Regions from separate parts of the Homo sapiens genome. Here all the other regions are linked to region 3. Evidence: chromatin loops called from intact Hi-C (ENCODE). Cell type or tissue: Calu3. All regions are shown on one strand.

The links. A loop is a pair of places that touch in the nucleus more often than their neighbours do. Peaks named below come from ENCODE experiments on the same cell type or tissue, not always from the same donor. Only the 100,000 strongest peaks of a DNase experiment are listed, where the experiment ranks them.
Region 1: it touches region 3 in a loop (3-fold over the local background); 15 of 110 quality-filtered maps call a loop at or near these places.
Region 2: it touches region 3 in a loop (3-fold over the local background); 5 of 110 quality-filtered maps call a loop at or near these places.

Annotation. Positions count from the first base shown.
Region 1 is chr3:17,745,962-17,748,461 of GRCh38, reverse strand. No RefSeq gene overlaps it. Among named protein-coding and RNA genes, the nearest start is that of TBC1D5, 4.6 kb to the right of the region's middle. RefSeq lists a silencer at 616-735 and an enhancer at 1,106-1,275. In Calu3, no CTCF peak of the experiment used is centred here; no DNase peak of the experiment used is centred here.
Region 2 is chr3:17,692,357-17,694,856 of GRCh38, reverse strand. The region is part of intron 1 of TBC1D5 (TBC1 domain family member 5); the gene reads left to right. Among named protein-coding and RNA genes, the nearest start is that of TBC1D5, 49 kb to the left of the region's middle. RefSeq lists enhancers at 835-1,334, 1,335-1,836. In Calu3, no CTCF peak of the experiment used is centred here; a DNase peak (open chromatin) is centred at 1,306.
Region 3 is chr3:17,832,690-17,835,189 of GRCh38, reverse strand. No RefSeq gene overlaps it. Among named protein-coding and RNA genes, the nearest start is that of TBC1D5, 91 kb to the right of the region's middle. In Calu3, no CTCF peak of the experiment used is centred here; a DNase peak (open chromatin) is centred at 1,209.

The DNA.
Region 1 (2,500 bases), 87 kb after region 3:
AGTGAGCCGAGATCGTGCCATTGCACTCCAGCCTGGGCAAAAAGAGCAAAACTCCGTCTCAAAAAAAAAAAAGAAACACAGAATGGTGTGTGGGGTATCAAAATGGCCATATTACCCCACAAAACTTTTATTGTTAGCCTCACAATATTTATCACAATATTAATCATTTTTACAGTCAAAATAACTCAAACAATCTTTCTTTTTTTTTTAATTAATTTTTTTTGAGACGAGGTCTCACTGCAGCGTGGACCTGCTGGGCTCAAGTGATCCTCCCACCTCAGTCTCCCAAGTAGCTGGGACTTCAGGTGTGTGCCACCATGCCCAGCTAGTTTTTTGTGTGTGTTTTGTAGAGACAGGGTTTCGCCATGTTGCTCAGGCTGGTCTTGGACTCCTGAGCTCATGCAACCCGCCCACCTCAGCTTCCCAAAGTGCTGGGATTACAGGCGTGAGCCACTGTGCCTGACCTTTCTTATTTTCTTAACAGTGAAATGCTTTAGCTTGTTGTTATCTCTACCTAGGGTTAGCTGCATTTTAATAGATGGCTCTAGGAGATGAAACGTTCTTCAAAACCCAAAACCCAAAAGAATGAAAAGAATTTAGATGTCTTGATATTACTAATAACTGTGACCTGTAGCTATAGTCTGAGGATGAAAAAGGAAGTCCTAGAATGGGGTTGTGTTTCAGTTCAGGTCCTCTGAGAAGCAAATACCACAATGGGACTTACAAAATGAACTGAAACACAACCCCATTCTGGGACTTCCTTTTCATTTACATCAAAGCTTTTGGTGTACAAAAGCTTTATTGAGAGAACACCAATAAAGGGAAAAAAGCAGGAGCTGGACTTTGTGTGTGTGGGCAGAGGTGAAGACTTCAGACCACAATGCAGGTCTGTAACCTGGGAAAGCTAAGGGGAAAGGATAGAAGAGTTGTTAAGAAGAGTTTTAGACTGTGGCACAGTTCTAAGAAAGTTTTGGCCATGCCACTGGGGAATCCTTGAGCCAAAGCTGCCTGTTAGAGGAATCCTCCTTTGGCCTTCACTAATACCCCTGCCGCAATCAATCATCGAGTGGGAGTAGCCCAGGAGAAGTGTGGCCTCAGCATGAACTTGGTAGTGGATCCAGTGGGGCAGCTGCTGAGGCCGAAGGTCAACTATGTTCTTGCAGCAGGAGATCTGAGTCGGGCATTTCCATGGATGATGCAGAGGGTAGCACGCCAGCTCCACGCACAGCCCATGCTTACCACAACCCTTTCACTTCCCACTGGACAATCCCATACTGTAGGCTGTACATCTTATTATCATGTCAGTCTATGCCACCATAGCAATTTCAGGATCTAATGATGGCCAGTTTACCTGGGTGAGTTGAATGGAGTGGAGGAGAAAAGAGCCAGGAGAAGGGATGTGGATGGTGGCCTGATCACAGTAGTCCCAGGCTGAGTGTCCATATCGCCAGAGGCCTGGGAGAGAGCTGATCCTTGCCAAGAGACTTTAAGAACATTCGTGTTATTTTCTGCTTCATTTTCCGCCATGTCCCAAGACAGAGAATGCACATAGATGTCGAAGCAGAGAATCAACTAGCACACAAGCTGCTGCAAAACCAAGTGTCAAAATTTATTTTTAATTAATTAATTTATTTATTTATTTATTTATTTTGAGATGGAGTCTTGCTCTGTCACCCAGGCTGGAGTGCAGTGGCGCGATCTCAGCTCACTGCAAGCTCCACCTCTCGGGTTCATGCCATTCTCCTGCCTCAGCCTCCCAAGTAGCTGGGACTACTTGGTGCCTGCCCGCCACTATGCCCAGCTAATTTTTTTGTATTTTTAGTGGAGACAGGGTTTCACCGTGTTAGCCAGGGTGGTCTCGATCTCCCGACCTCATGATTCACCCGCCTCGGCCTCCCAAAGTGCCGGGATTACAGGCGTGAGCCACCGTGCCCAGCCCCACAATTATTTTTTTAATGCTGAAGTTAGTTCAAATTTAATTTTTCTGCCTTAAACTCAAATTCTATTATAACTAACAAAACTGAAAATGAATTTTTATACAAAGTTTGTATTTTAAGGAGTTATTAATCATCAGCTTGATTACTTTTGTTTCTTTTTCCTAGATTACATTGCAGGCCACTCTCTGCCTTGTCGGGGTGCTCTGTATTGACTGAGGACCATTGGGTCCCTCAGATTGTCTCTTGGGGAGTAAGAACGTGAGAAGCCTGAGAGAAGCTGGATCCTTACAGCTATTGTTGTAGCCTAAAGGATGGGGTCATTGCTGTGGCTCTTTATGATGCCACCTGGGCTTCCCAGTCTGGGAACCATCAGAATGCAGGTCATGGGAGATGACTGGGCTGTTTTCCAACATCTCCTTACTTCTTGCCTGATAATAAACCCCTAAGGTAGTCTGGATGCCTGAGTGACTTTTCTTTGCAATGTGGAAGAACTTGATTAATCCTCAGTAGTTCAGGATAGAGATGATGAGGATCTGAGGTGAGAAGTGTTGTGGGGACTGGAG
Region 2 (2,500 bases), 140 kb after region 3:
TCGACCTTTCTCTCTGGCTGCCTTTAACATTTTTTCCTTCATTTCAACCTTAGTGAATCTGACAATTGTGTGTCTTGGGGTTGCTCTTCTTGAGGAGTATCTTTATGGTGTTCTCTGTATTTCCTGAATTTGAATGTTGGCCTGCCTTGCTAGGTTGGGGAATTTTTCCTGGATAATATCCTGAAGACTGTTTTCCAACTTGGGTCCATTCTCCCCATCACTTTCAGGTACACCAATCAAATGTAGATTTGGTCTTTTCACACAGTCACATATTTCTTGGAGGCTTTGTTTGTTTCTTTTTACTCTTTTTTCTCTAACCCTGTCTCCTTGCTTTGTTTCATTGATTTGATCTTCAATCACTGATACCCTTTCTTCTAGTTGATCAAATCGGCTGTTGACGCTTGTGCATGCGTTGCGTAGTTCTCATGCCATGGTTTTCATCTCCATGACATCATTTAAGGTCTTCTCTACACTGTTTGTTCTAGTTAGCCATTCATCTAACATTTTTTCAAGGTTTTTAGCTTCCTTGCGATGTGTTCAAACATGCTCCTTTAGCTCGGAAAAGTTTGTTATTACTGACCTTCTGAAGCCTACTTCTGTCAACTTGTCAAAGTCGTTCTCTGTACAGCTTTATTCCATTGCTGGCAAGGAGCTGCAATGTTTTGGAGGAGAAGAGGCACTCTGATTTTTGGAATTTTCAGCTTTTCTGCTCTGGTTTCTCCCCATCTTTGTGATTTTATCCACCTTTGGTCTTTGATGTTGGTGACCTGCAGATGAGGTTTTGGTGTAGATGTCCTTTTTGTTGGTGTTGATGCTATTCCTTTCTGTTTGTTAGTTTTCCTTCTAACAGTCAGGTCCCTCAGCTGCAGGTCTGTTGGAGTTTGCTGGAGGTCCACTCCAGACTCTGTTTGCCTGGGTATCACCAGCGGAGGCTGCAGAACAGCAAATATTGCAGAACCTGCCTGATCCTTCCTCTGGAAGCTTCGTCCCAGAGGGGCACCCGCTTATATGAGGTGTCTGTCGGCCCCTATTGGTAGGTGTCTCCCAGTTTGGCTACACGGGTTCAGGGACCCAATTGAGGAGGCAGTCCATCCATTCTCAGAGCTCAAACGCTGTGTTGGGAGAACCACTGCTCTCTTCAGAGCCGTCAGACAGGGACGTTTAAATCTGCAGAAGTTGTCTGCTGCCTTTTGTCCAGCTAAGGCCTGTGTACGGAGGTGGAGTCTAGCGGCTGCAGGGTGTGCTGAGCTGCAGTGGGCTCCGCCCAGTTCGAGCTTCCTGGCAGCTTTGTTTACCTACTGAAGCCTCAGCGATGGGGGACGCCCCTCCCCCAGCCAGGCTGCCGCCTCGTGGTTCAATCTCAGACTGCTGCGCTAGCAGTGAGCAAGGCTCCGTGGGTGTGGGAACCACCGAGCCAGGCACAGGAGAGAATCTCCTTGTCTGCCGGTTGTTAAGACCTTGAGCAAAGCGCAGTTTTTGGGTGGGAGTGTTACGTTTTTCCAGGTACAGTCTGTCACGGCTTCCCTTGGCTAGGAAAGGGAAATCCCTGACCCCTTGCACTTCCCGGTTGAGTCAATGCCCCACCCTGCTTCAGCTTGCCTTCCGTGGGCTGCACCCAATGTCCAACCAGTCCCAATGAGATGAACCAGGTACCTCAGTTGGAAATGCAGATATCACCCGTCTTCTGCGTCCGTCACTCTGGGAGCTGCAGACTGAAGCTGTTCCTATTTGGCCATCTTGGAAGGGATCTAGGCTTTAAGGCTGAGAAGTCCAAGGTCAAGGGTTCACATCTGATGAGAGCCTTTTTGCTGGTGAGGACTTTACACTCCCAGGGCAGTGCAGAGCCTCATATGCCAAGGGGGCTCCGCCCATGTAATGTTTGTATTTTTTGTAGAGGCAGGTTCTTGCCATGTTGCCCAGGCTGGTCTTGAACTCTTGGGTTCAAGTGATCTGCCTGCCTTGGCTTCCCAAAGTGCTGGGATTACAAGTGTGAACTACCGTGCCTGGCCTATATTCGTTTATATCCTTTTATAATTCTGATCTACTTGTGTTTTAGACCATTGGTACTCAACCTGTGATCTTCAGATCAGTGCTGGTCTGCAAACTGATTTTACTGGTCTGTGAAGAAGTAAAAACAAATTCAGAGAAAGCATTTAGAAACTTTTATATCTAATTGACATTACCTAATAAGCATATAATTTTTAAAAAAATTAATTTTCATTGCATTTTACAAAAGTTTTTCTCTCCAATGGATTGGCAATTTAAAAAACGGTCTCCTGTATCACAGGTAGATTTAGAAGTATTTTGTTTAGACCTCTTTTATTCTATTCTTTGTATCTCTTGACTGCTCTTACATAGTTTTTTTCTGTGTCTTTGAATTGCATTTTAGATGGATTTTTAAGAATTAATTCACTAATTCTTTCTCTATTCAACTCTTGCACTTTTACACTGAATTAAAAATTTTAGGCTGGGTGTGGTGACTCATACCTGTAATCCCAGC
Region 3 (2,500 bases):
AAAATTTTATTTTATGTTGCAATAAATAAAATATACTGCAAAGCTTCAAAAAAACTTACTAGTGGCTTGGCGCAGTGGCTCACACCTGTAATCCCAGCATTTTGGGAGACTGAGGCAAGTGGATTACCTGAGGTCAGGAGTTTAAGACCAGCCTGACCAACATGGTGAAACCCCATCTCTACTAAAAATACAAACATTAGCCTGGTGTGGTGGCAGGCACCTGTAATCCCAGCTAGTCGGGAGGCCGAGGCAGGAAAATCGCTTAAACCTGGGAGGTGGAGGTTGCAGTGAGCTGAGATCACGTCATTGCACTCCAGCCTGGGCAACAAGACCGAAACTCTATCTGAAAAAAAAGAAAAAAAAAAAAGAAAAGAAAAAGAAAGAAACTTACTAGCACTAAAAACTTTATTCACAGAGCAATAAACCATCCTTCCCAATGCTAGAAGTACCTTTCATGCATCCACAAAATTCCATGCAGATAGATAGTCCATTCACCCAGATTGCTGGAATGTCCTCACTTCCATTTTGAGGGCTTCAACAACAAAGAAATCTAGTTGATTCAGTATAAGAGATATCAAAGTTCTGGCCAGAAAATATTTCTTGTCTAGTCCACCTCCAAATACACCTCAATGAATACCAGTCCCCATCTCCATCACCACCAACCTGCTCCAGCCCAGGATTACCTCTCTCCTGCTCACTGCAATTTCTCCTACCAGTTCTCTCAACTTTCACTCTTGTCCCTCAGCCTAACTCAGTTTCCAATCTGTGGACAGAAAGTGCTTGTTAAAAATGTAAATTGAGACCAGGAACTGTGGCTCACACCTGTGATCCCAGCAGTTTGAGAGGCCAAGGCGGGAGGATTGAGATCAGCCTGGGCAACGTAGTGAGATCCCATCTCTGCAAAAATAATTTTTAAATTAGCTGAGCATAGTGGTGCATGCTTGTAGCTGCTTGGGAGGCTGAGGAGGGAGGATCCCTTGAGCCTAGGAATTGGAGGCAGCAGTGAGCTATCATGGCACCACTGCATTCCAATAAACCAGTTAATCAGTTCATGTCACTCCTAAGCTGAAAACTTTCCATTGTCTCCCTGGCACCTTGAATAAAATTTAGCTCTGTATCTTGGCCTACAGAATCATAACTTCTATTCTGAGTAACGCTCCTCCTTGCAATCAAATTAGCCCAGCCCTGCAAAGTTCCTTCAAGCATTCTACAGCTGCTTCCACCCTGAGTCATGCACCAGGCACCAGGTAAATGCTGAATTCCCATATCACCACCACTTTGGTTAAGACATTTGCCCATGTTCTTGACAAGATTTTCTGTACATCTTGTTTTCAGATTTACTGTCTGGTTGTATGCCGCTCTTCGCCCTTTGGATTGAGTACCTGATTCTCTCTTTATGCAGGATCCTGACTTCCCCTCAAGCACTACCTTATTACATACCCTGCCTGGCTCAGCACAGGCCTGAATACTATACATGGAACACTGCTCAAATGGAAGGTACATTTGCCTAGTTTATACTAGCCCTATGTGAGCCCAGGGAGGTAATACACCATCTCTAGCACTAATCTGTTCTGTAAAGATTACATGCAAACTCATATTGTCTCCCCCAGCAGGTCATTAGGTCTTCTGGGGTAAGTAATTTACTTATTTAGATTGTGTTCATGGAGCGCTGAGGACTCAGCAGATGTCATACCCAACATGGGTTCAGCTCAGGACATGGTGGAACCTCATGAAGAGTTGGCTCAGAGAGAGATGTTGAAGCAGGACGAGGGAACCAAACTAGAAGGCAGGTAGGTCATTCATTAATTCAATTACTATACACACAGCATCTTCTATATTTTGAGGGCTGTGCTAAATGATGCAAAGACAGAAATGAAGAAAACAGAGCTATTTACTATTTATTTCTTTCCAAATTCTTGGCTTCACATTATCCCCTCATTGCACATAGTATGTGCACACACATATAAACACTTTTGTTTCTCTGCTCAGTATCTTTAAGTTTGTTGTAAAAAGAATACTGGATCATTGTCTCTATAGAAAACCCAGGAGACACAATGGAAAACAATGAGAACTAATAATAGAATTCAATTAAGTGGTAGATTCCTGGGAAAATGTACAAAAACCAATTAATTCCCTGCATACAAACAATAATCAAATAGAAATTATTTCCATTCATAATACCAATGAAATGTATACAATGGCTAAGAATAAACCTAATAAGAAATATGTATAAAGAAAACTCAATGAGGCACATAAAAGAAGTCTTGTGTGATTTGAATGGAACACAATATTGTGGTATCGGAAAACTCATTATTGAGGTATCAAGCGGCCCCAAAATGATTTAGAAATATTACGTAATGCCAAATAAAATTCTCTAAAATTTTTTGGAGTAAGACGAAATCATGGCCATATCAAAGGATAAGTAGAGAAGAACACCCAAAAAAGAACTGAAAAGAAAACTTGTGTTAGTTTTCTATTGCTGCGTAATAAATTACCACAA